Linked DNA regions of Homo sapiens: region 1 is linked to region 2. The links are chromatin loops, found by intact Hi-C in ENCODE. Cell type or tissue: dorsolateral prefrontal cortex. All regions are shown on one strand. Links, peaks and the distances in the headings refer to the core of each region. The heading gives the core; the rest is flanking DNA.

The links. Hi-C counts contacts between places; a loop is a spot of excess contacts. Peaks named below come from ENCODE experiments on the same cell type or tissue, not always from the same donor. Only the 100,000 strongest peaks of a DNase experiment are listed, where the experiment ranks them.
Region 1: a loop joins it to region 2, with 2.8 times the contacts of the local background. A loop is called at or near these places in 16 of 110 quality-filtered maps.

Annotation. Positions count from the first base shown.
Region 1 is chr6:149,832,415-149,837,793 of GRCh38, forward strand. It overlaps LRP11 (LDL receptor related protein 11), which reads right to left. Exons shown (of 7, transcript NM_032832.6): 4 at 4,924-5,049; 5 at 3,671-3,883. It overlaps RAET1E-LRP11 (RAET1E-LRP11 readthrough), which reads right to left. Exons shown (of 15, transcript NR_182438.1): 12 at 4,924-5,049; 13 at 3,671-3,883. Among named protein-coding and RNA genes, the nearest start is that of RAET1E-AS1, 28 kb to the right of the region's middle. In dorsolateral prefrontal cortex, for the core only: CTCF peaks have their summits at 2,289 (motif pointing right) and 2,506; a DNase peak (open chromatin) is centred at 2,267.
Region 2 is chr6:149,715,336-149,720,714 of GRCh38, forward strand. LATS1 (large tumor suppressor kinase 1) reads right to left here and starts at 2,766. Exons shown (of 8, transcript NM_004690.4): 1 at 2,514-2,766. It overlaps LOC645967 (a long non-coding RNA gene), which reads left to right and starts at 2,286. Exons shown (of 1, transcript NR_134652.1): 1 at 2,286-3,561. RefSeq lists a silencer at 2,256-2,645. In dorsolateral prefrontal cortex, for the core only: a CTCF peak has its summit at 2,801; DNase peaks (open chromatin) are centred at 2,476, 2,786 and 3,766; H3K4me3 peaks cover 3,315 bases; H3K27ac peaks cover 2,713 bases.

The DNA of each region.
Region 1 (5,379 bases), core at 118-5,117, 120 kb after region 2:
ACTGACCTCGTGATTTGCCTGCCTCGGCCTCCCAAAGTGCTGGGATTACAAGCATGAGCCACCGCGCCCAGCCGAGCTAAGTCTTATTTGTCCTCACCACATGTCTGTGCAGGAAGGAGGCAGCAGTGAATTTAACTCATTCATATTTATTGTACTAGCTGATGGTCTTCTTAAAACCCAGGCATGTGTCATGAACAACAATGTACTTTTTTTTTTTTTTTTTTGAGATGGAGTCTCGCTCTGTTGCTCAGGCTGGAGTGCAGTGGCGCAATCTCAGCTCACTGAAAGCTCTGCCTCCTGGGTTCACACCATTCTCCTGCCTCAGCCTCCTAAGTAGCTGGGACTACAGGTGCCCGCCACCATGCCCGGCTAATTTTTTGTATTTTTATTTTTATTTTTTTATTTTATTTTTGAGACGGAGTCTTGCTCTGTCGCCCAGGCTGGAGTGCAGTGGTGCGATCTTGGCTCACTGCAAGCTCCACCTCCCGGGTTCACGCCATTCTCCTGCCTCAGCCTCCCGAGTAGCTGGGACCACAGGTGCCCGCCACCACGTCCAGCTAATTTTTTGTAGTTTTAGTAGAGACAGCGTTTCACCATGTTAGCCAGGATGGTCTCGATCTCCTGACCTTGTGATCCGCCTGCCTCGGCCTCCCAAAGTGCTGGGATTACAAGCGTAAGCCACCGTTCCTGGCCTTTGTATTTTTAGTAGAGATGGGGTTTCACCGTGTTAGCCAGGATGATCTCGATCTCCTGACCTCATGATCCGCCCACCTCGGCCTCCCAAAGTGCTGAGATTACAGGCGTGAGCCACCGTGCCCGGCCAATAATGCACTTTTAAATCTACTTATGGGTCTTTAACTTACATGAAATCAGAGGCTGAGGACTCTACTCTGGTGGTCTTAGGGACAGCAGAGGGGGAGGGCAGGGACAGCTACTGTCTGAACAGAAACTACAGGATGTGAGGGCTCTTTCTAACATTTTCAGTTTTGTTTTTTTCTTCCCACTTTCTTCACCCCAGGACTTTCAAAAAGTGTGTTTTTGATGAATAGTTAATAATACATGAAAATGCTCATGAGTAAGAAAAAAGTTTTATAAAAGCATTATCCTGCTTTTGTTAAAAATGAATAAATATGTATATGTGTATGAATAGAAGTAACCAGAAGAAAATGCGACAAAATTTTAATGGTGAGTTTTGCTAGATGCTTTTAACTTTCTTTGTATTTTTCTATATTTTCTACAGTAAATCCATATTATTTTAATAATTAGAAAAAGCCCTAATATAATAACTGTACATCTAATCTCTCTGCATCTGTGAAAGACCACTCTTTACATCTTCATAACCAAATCCAAAGGCTGATTATCAAAAAGCAAAAGGAGAGATCATAAATAGATTGGAAATTGGGTGCTGACTCCCATCAGCCGCAGGTGGCAGCCTGGAGCATTATTTTCTTTTTTTTCCCTCCAACTTCTAAGTTCCGGGGTACATGTGTAGGATGTGCAGGTTTGTCACACAGGTAAACGTGTCATGGTGGTTTGCTGCACAGATCATCCCATCCCTAGGTATTAAGCCCAGCATCCATTAGCTGTTCTGCCTGATGCTCCCCCTCCCCCTACCTCCCACCCTCTGACAGGCCCCAGTGTGTGTTGTTTCCCTCCATATGTTCATGTGTTCTCATCATTCGGCTTCCATTTCTAACGTGAGGACATGCAGTATTTGGTTTTCTGTTCCTGCGTTAGTTTGCTGAGAATAATGGCTTCTAGCCTGGAGCACTATTTTCAAAAGGATTCTGAGCTAAGTCCACATTCCCCATGGGACAGTGCTGGGACCAATGAGTGACACCTAGCATGGGTAAGGGCTGATGGGGTAAAGTATGAATGTCAGCCTATTTATCATTCCTCAGTGCTGGACAGCACCTTGGAGGACATCTGGTTGAAGTCCCTTATTAACAGATGAGGCAACTGAGGTCCAGAGATATGAAGTGACTTATTCAAGGTTCTAAAGGTAGAGCCAAGACCTGGGCTTTGGTCTCGACTCTACTTTCAGCTAATTTGTTCATGCTCACGTGGTTCTCTCCACCACAGTAATGTGGTAGGAATTCATCCATCCTGGCCTCTGATAACACAGATCTCTCCATAAACTCTTCACCCCTTCGGCAGTCCTGCCAAAGATGCCTGGTCTGCCCAACTCTGTTTCTTAGATTGTGATGCTCTTCTCCATACAAACTATCTTAAGCAGAGAAAACCCACTAAAACCACATCCAAAGGCTTGCATGTAGTGACCGATTTTACCAGTAGGTGGCAGTACCAACCAGGAATGGACCAAAAAAGCAGACACTTGGCAGCATTCTTAACCAAAACTCAGAAAGAAAAGCCCCTGATAGAATGCAATGTTTTGCAGACATATTTTTATGGAGGCACTTAAAATCTACAAGGCACATAAACAAGAGTGGAAGGAAATATAACAAATATTAAAAGCAGTTTTCAAAAGAGGTGGTATTTTAAATTCACTTTCCTTCTTAAATTATTTTGCATCTTCCGTATCTTGTACAATGAACAAAAATTTTTCTTAATAAACTTACTAAAATCATGTCAGGTTATTTCAATACAACTTATGCAGAGTCTGAAAAGACATTAGAAAAGCTTTTGGAAATGTGATAATCTCTATTTCTGTCTCATGTCACATAATCATGCAAATAATAAGTGTGTAAAAAATGATGGAATCCTGTAATACTTATTGATTGACTGATTGAGACAAGGTCTCACTATGTTGCCCAGGCTGGTCTCAAACTCTTGGCCTCAAGCAATTCTTCTGCCTCAGCCTCCAGAGTAGCTGGGATTATAGGTGAGTCACTGCATCTGGCTAAATTCTGTAATGCTTTAGTCATGTTAATGTATTTTAGGCCAGGTGCAGTGACTCACACCTATAATCCTAGCACTTTGGGAGGCCAGCCGAGGTGGGCAGATTGCTTGAGCCCAAGAGTTCAAGACCAGCCTGGGCAACATGGCAAAACCTTGTCTCTATAAAAAATACAAAAATTAGTCAGGCATGGTGGTCCCAGCTACTACGCCTATAGTCCCAGCTACTCAGGAGGCTGAGATGGGAGGATCATGTGAGTTTGGGAGGCTGAGGCTGCAGTGAGCTGTGATCGCGTCACTGTACTCCAGCCTGGGAAACAGAGTGAGACCCTGTCTCAAAAAAAATAAAAATAAATCTCATTAGCCTTACTTTTTTTAGTGATAGATTTAGTTAAATTGGAGGCATAACGTTGAATTACTAGCACATGCATCTCTTTCAAGACAACTTGTTTAAATGTTCACTTGCTTGGGTGAAGAGGATTTACACAAATACATAATGGTTATGCTGTTTCATCTCAAAACAACCTAAAATTTAACACTTTGGGTATTGGTTTACGTAAGCTAAGTGTTAATGTATTTACAAATAAATGTATTAGTGTCTCTGGAGTAGGTACATGAGTGTATTTAGTAAGTGTCCCTTACTACAAATTAGTGCAAATGTCAAGATTTCCCCCCGCCTTTCTGGCCAAATTCTTAATTTTAACTCTTATTTCAAGATACTTCCTTAACACTCTTCAAACATAAACTTAATTGTGAGCCAAGTTTGGCTACAGAAAACAAGGTTCTTCATTGAGAACCCACCGTGAATCCTTACCTGGCATCACAGGAATGATTTGACTCTCTGGTCCCCAAAAGGCGGAATGATTCCTCTTCTCTGTGTTTGATAATGCAGGTGGCTTGTTTGGGGCAGTGGCTTTCTGAGACTTTTCCACCAAGGAGTCACCCCCTGCATCTTCACTCGGCCCTGTGGTTCTTGGCAGGGCAGGACTAGCTGCCGTGTGGGTTACCATCTTGCGGTCCAGGCCCACTGAAGTGTGGAAGAGCTACTGTTAGTTGCTGGATTTCTTTTCTGAGCTTTAATACTAAAAACACTACATCTGCAGCTGATTTAAAATCACGGATATTTGGATGTAACAGCCCACTCATCTAAGACATGTCAGAGGACCATAAAAATCTATTCTCACGTTTTCAAATGGGTAATCTGTTCTTTCTTCTTCCAATAGTCAGCTTTCCAAATGTTACACATAAAGAAATGGACGGGGCCCAGCACGGTGGCTCATGCCTGTAATCCTAGCACCTTGGGAGGCAGAAGTAGGCAATCACTTGAGCCCACGAGTTCGTGACCAGCCTGGGCAACAAGGCAAAACCCCATCTCTACAAAAAATTAACAAAAATTAGCTGGGCATGGTGGTACATGCCTGCAGTCCCAGCTACTGGGGAGGCTGAGGTGGGAGAAACACCTAAGGCTGGGGAAGTCGAGGCTGCAGTGAGCCATGATTATGCCACTGCACTCCAGCCTGGGTGACAGAGTGAGAACTGGTCTCATAAAAAAAAGAAAGAAAAGAAAAAAGAAATGGACAAAGACTAAACGTAAACTTAAGGTTTTGAGACTCTTCGTCCTTCCTCAAATCCATACTTCATTACATTTTCTTCAGTTTTTCTTCTTTCTTACAGGGTGTTTCTATGTGTATGATATTATAAGACTGATTTACAGCTCTGACTTAGCCACACCCTGGTGTATCGCAAATTTTCTTTAAAAAATTATCAAAACAAAGCATCAAATCACTGCAGTTTTTAAGAAAGCACATGACATGCAGCATTTTTAGGATAGAAAGAACCTGGAAAATTGAAAAAAATTAAAAACATAAGCAATACTAAAAATTTGACATTTGAGACTTAGACTAGAGACATATTGAATTCTCATTTAAGGCATAGCTTTTACATGTAAAGTTATAACTAAAATCAAGCAGGGGAAGGACACTGTGTTTGCATTTCATTCTCAGAACACAGACCTCCCAACTCCATCCCTTCCAGCCACTGCCTAGCAATGTGACATAGCCAACTCACGATTCTGGCAGAAGTCTTCATCAGACCCATCAGGACACTGCTGCACTCCATCGCAGGCGAGCGTGATGTCAATGCAGCAGCCATCGTCACAGAAGAAGTGGTAGCGTGAGCAAGTGTGCAAACATCCTATTTGTAAACAAATCTCAAGTCACACGAGTGCAGAAGTTCAGACTCTCAAGATGGGGATGACAAAGGGGAGTCCGTGGGGATGATAAAATGCACTTCGGGGAAGAGATGCAAATAATGAGGCAAACCTAACAATTCCAGCAACAGGTTCTGGAGAGGTTGGAGGGCTCTTTTTGAGCCTCCCGACTTAATTCTTCAGACTCCTCAGGGGCTCTTGGTCTGAGGGCTGTTCTCCATGCTTGCCTTGCCAGGAGGTGGCACACAGAAGCAACAGCCCAGGTCTCTCTCCACCCTTGATTCCCCGCCTCAGCTGTCTCCCTCTTCATTCAT
Region 2 (5,379 bases), core at 325-5,324:
TGGTTACAGGCGTGAGCCACTGCGCCCGGCTAGATGTACTATTACTTATAAATCCCTGACTGATGGACATTTAGGTTGTTCCTCATTTTTTTGCTAATGTAAAATAATACTGCAAACTGGTAACTTCAATTATACTGGTAATATTCTTGTTCTGAGTTCAGGTGGTAAGTTCATGGATGTTCATTTTATTATGCCTCATAGTTTAATAAAATGAACATATGTATAATATACATATAGCATATTCCTTGCACATAACGAAATTAGTTAATAAAAAAATTGCTGCAATAAAAATTCTTGTGCACACATTGCTGAGCATTTTTCTTAAAATAAATTCCCAGAAGTGGAATTGCTGGATCAAAGAGAATACATATTTAAAATTCTGATACTTATTGTCAGAATGCCTTCTAGAAAGTTATACTAATTTTATAATCCCCACAACAAGGTATGGTTAATACTGGCATTACTAAATCTCAACAATCTTTGCTGCTATGACATGTGAAAATTCAAATTATTACTAGGCAAAAAGAATTTTTAAAATAATTCTTCAAAGCAAAACTGCTTACCTTTTTAACCCACACTACGATGGGGCCAGATTCGTCTTAATAAACAATTCTGATCATGTCACCTACCTACCCCATAACTTTCAATGACTTTAATCTCATGGTTAAAGTAAGAGCTCTGGAATCAAACTGCCTGGGTATGACAGATCGCCATTTTTTTTTTTTTAAAGTTCAGACCCTCATCAAAAATACAAACATCAACAAACAAGTATCATTGATTAGTTTGTCCAACTTAGGAAAAAAAAAATGATACCATTACATAAGATTTCAAAGTGTTAATTTGGGTTGAATTAAGTTTATCAGAAAGGTACCCTGGCTGGGTGCAGTAGTGCACCTGTAGTCCCAGCTACTTGAGAGGCTGTGGTGGGAGGATTGCTCGAGTCCAGGAGTTGGAATCCAGCGCAGGCAACATAGCGAGTTCCCATCTTTAAAGGAAACTGCATACTGACATTTTCTTCAGTTCACTTTCTAATAATTGTCAGATCAAAAGTGAAAGCAACGCTGTATCTTCATGCTGAAAAATGATTGCTGTTCCTACTTAGCGAAAATGTTATTCAATGACTAAATAACTTTTGTGATGTATAACAATCTCCCATTGATGTAAATAAAACATCTAAAATAACCAAATAACCAGGGTTAGAACAGTTCCAACACTATTTATATAGAACAAGGACTTGCAATAAAAACAAAACAAAAATAAAAACGACCTACACAATGAAAGCCAGATATTATACATTAAAAATGTAGTAGAAGTATTTTTTGGTGAGCAGCAAGGCATATTCCATCAATATTTAGGCATAGAATGTGCCATTCCAAGCATGGACCATGATCTAGTTTCTTGCAGTAGCAGCCAATTGGACTAACACAATGCTACTTCTTTTACTGTTCAATCAAATTCCTCCACTGCCTTAAGGAATCAACTACCCCATTTTACCGTCAGAGATAATAAGCTTTGTTTTCGTAGCACAGAACATTCACTCCAATTATAATGTCCTACCTTTTCTTCCTCATGGAGGAAATTTGATAAAAAATTAAGTTTATCAGAAACTTCTGATAAACTGATAAACTGATAAATTTATTAACCTTCAATAAATAATTCATAAAGTTCAAACAAGTTTCATGATCGCTAACATTCAAATCCATTTCCAAAACTGGAGTTATACAATATTACTTCTGTGCATGAGATTATACTTATTGTTCACTAGATTTATGAATAACTTCTGGAGGATGATACATGTTTTAAAAGCCGTATTAACATATGAGTTGACAAACATTAAATTTTGTTCCCTTAGAAATTGACAGAGAAGTCAGAATGGGGATAAATCAAGTCATCTGAGGCATTCATTGAGCTACAAGCTATTTCAGGTTATAAAAAACACTGTTCCCTTAATTGTCGTTCCTTCATTTGCTGTATTTATATACACACTCCTACTCCATAAAGACCTCTCCATCTCTCCCACCTCTTCCAACTATGAACAGTAACCTAAAATCACACTGAACTAGACGTAAGAGACTCCCAGGATTTCTCTAAGGTATACCCAGGATCAAGGCCCTCTGGGATCCAAAGAACTGTAGCTCTTTTACTGCAATTTTCCTTCAGAACCACCTTTCCCGTTCCTTCCCTCCTGGACACCGCCGACTCGCGTGTTGGGGGTGGGGTGGGAGACACGCCGCCAGAAAGACAGGCTCTACCCAGCCAAACCTGCACCTCCGAGGCCGAAAAGCCTGGGGCTCTTCCTGCAGCACCGGGCGCGGCCAACCCTCGCTTCCCCAGGGCAGGGCTCAGCTCGGGTCAATGCAACCAGCCAAGTCAGGCCCGGAGCGGGCCGGCTCTGCCCGCCAGTCCAAACCTCTGGACCCTCGCCAGCGGGGATGGGCGTGGGCCCCGGCGGCCACCGCCCCGCCAACTCGAGCACTGGAGGAGCGCACCCGCTACGCCAGCCCCGGACCTACCTGGAGGGGAGAGCAGAGCTCCTGGACAGCGGCCACGGGCCTGAGGGCGGACGCTGAGGCGGCCAGAGTCCGTCCCAGCAACCCCAAGTATCCCTGGTGGGGCAGAGCGGGGAGACGAACGGGGGGGCTGCCGCGGGCCAGCGCGGCCCGTCCCAGGGGTCGTGAGGACCTGGCTCTCCCCTTAACACCAGGCCACCGCCGCCGCCGCCGCCATTTTGCCTTCCACTCAGTGTCGCCGCCGCCGCACTCCGCTGCAGGTTTCCCGGATGTGGGCATTTCCCGGCGTCGCTTGCGCGGGGGCCGAGGACTGGGGGCTTTTGCCCGCCCGGCTGCTGCGAGGGAGCGCGCAGCCTGCGGCCTCCGGGCTTCGTTGCGTCGCCCGCAGCTCTGATCGTTCGTGAGCGTCGCCCCACGTCGCTCCCGCCTGCCCCTGCCCATACGACTCGCCCGCGCCCGTGGGTTAAGGCTGTCTCCCGCCCAGCCTACTTGGTTGATTCAATCCTTTTCCCCATTGATCTATTTCTCTGGACCGAGTAGGGATGTGCATTTCACGGAGCTACGTTCTCAGAAGGGAACAACTGAGTTGCTCTGGGAAACCTCCCTGTGGACCTCAGAATTCCAGATTTTTGGCGCTTTGAAATAAAATTTTATTCTTGCTTAGCGTTCTTTCCCCGAACAAGCCGGTGAGCTTCCAGCATCTGTATTTTCTGAATCCGGCAGATAAGAAATGCTTGAGCCAGGACCGATTGATTAGCAGCGGTTTAGAGATCTTATCTGTCAACCGCATCCGTAGAAGGAGATCGTTATTGCCATAATTGGAATACCGGTGACGGTGTGACAAGAGGTTTTACTTCTGGTTAAGCTGAATGTAAAGTGTGGGATGGGATCGTTGGGTTTGATGTATAAGGTACGGTCCACCCTTTGTGAAGATCGCCTTTGCCAGTTTTTCCTCTAGGAAATATACAGTTAGTGTTTTCAAGTACCTTCTTTCGTAATTTTTCTACTACAGAGTACAAAAAAATTAAAGACATCTTTTTCTGACGTTAAAGTAATAACTGGCTACTTACTGTATCTAGAAATCCAAATGTGAAAACCCGTTAAAAGATTATGTTCCGGACGGGCGCGGTGTCTCACGCCTGTAATCCCAGCACTTTGGGAGGCCGAGGCGGGCGGATCACGAGGTCAGGAGATCGAGAACATCCTGCCTAACACGGTGAAACCCCGTCTCTGCTAAAAAATCCAGAAAAATTTGCCCGGCGTGGTGGCGGGCGCCTGTAGTCCTAGCTACTCGGGAGGCTGAGGCAGGAGAATGGCAGGAACCCGGGAGGCGGAGCTTGCATTGAGCCGAGATCGCGCCACCGCACTCCAGCCTGGACGACAGAGCGAGACTCCGTCTCAAAAAAAAAAAAAAAAAAAAAAAGATTATGTTCCAAGAACATTTGGTTGAAAGTCTATTTTCTACAAGCACAGAGTTTGTAGAAGGCAATGTGACCCAAGGTGGGTCACTAAAGAGCCCCAGGGCTTACTTTCTTCAACGTAAGGGTGCCCCATAAAGACCTTTTCAGCCCTAAAATTATATGAATTATAGGAATCTAATATGTCCACAGGTCTGCTTGCCCTATCCAAAAGGATTATGCATCTGGAAGGGCAGACTGCCCCCAGAATCCTGTCACGTCTGTCATCAACCCATGGTACTTAAGCTCCTCAATGCTCTCTAAACCTAAAGGAAAGTATCTCCACAAACTCTAGTCTTTGGGGAAATTCCTAGATAATTCAGGGAGCTGAGTAAATTGCTCTGTGTAGGACTAGGAGGCTTACTCCTGTGAAGTAGGGCGAGAGATAAAAGAGCAGGGAAAGCAGAGGTGGAATGATCAGGAAGAGAACTGACGAGATGCAAAGCATTGGGGACTGTAGGTGCGGAGAGTGATGATGGTTGGGGAAATACTTACTGTGGGTGCTGGATGTGTGGGAATGGTGATACCTGCCATCACATTTGCAGGTTTTTATATTATTGTGATGGAAGATCTTGGTCCAGTTTCAGCCTACTCAATTCTTCAGTGCTTCATGGAAATGGGGCTTGTTTTTAGCAATAGATGTAGAATCCGATTTCATGCTTGTGTGACCTTAGAAAGGAATTAGGGGGCAGTGTACATGGAAGAAGTCTGGAGACCAGTGTGGCCCTGAGAACATAAACCCTTCCAGAAATTCATACGATCTTAGGGGAAGACACCAGACTATGTGCCACCCACTCTTAAGGAATGGGGAGTTGTGCTCCATCTTCTTGAAAGTGGAGAATCCAGCCAGACTCTGTCCCCAAAAAATAAATAAATAAAATAAATAAAGTGGAGAATTCAAATAAATTATTTGACATTCTGCAGATTTATCCCTTCTCCTTTATTTATTCAAACATTTATTGGCCGGGTGTGGTGGCTCACACCTATAATCCTAGCACTTTGGGAGGCCGAGGCAGGCGGATCACTTGAGGTCAGGAGTTCCAGACCAGTCTGGCCAACATGGTGAAACCTCGTCTCTACTAAAAATAAAAAAAATTGGCTGGGCGTGGTGGGCGCATGCCTATAGTCCCAGCTACTTGGGAGGCTGAGGCAGGAGAATCGCTTGAACTCAGGAGGTGGAGGTTGCAGTGAGCCGAGACTGTGCTACTGCACTCTAGTCTGGGTGACAGAGCAAGACTGTCTTACAAAAAAAACAAAAAGCAAAAACATAAACAAAACAAAAACTCGTTATGTCAGTATGGCCTCATGGATATTTATTTTATGCTTTGGGTATTTATTTTGTTGCTCAAGTTGTTTCAGTTTTGGCCACTGGAGCTCTTTCAGTTGGCGTGTGTGTGTGTGTGTGTGTGTGT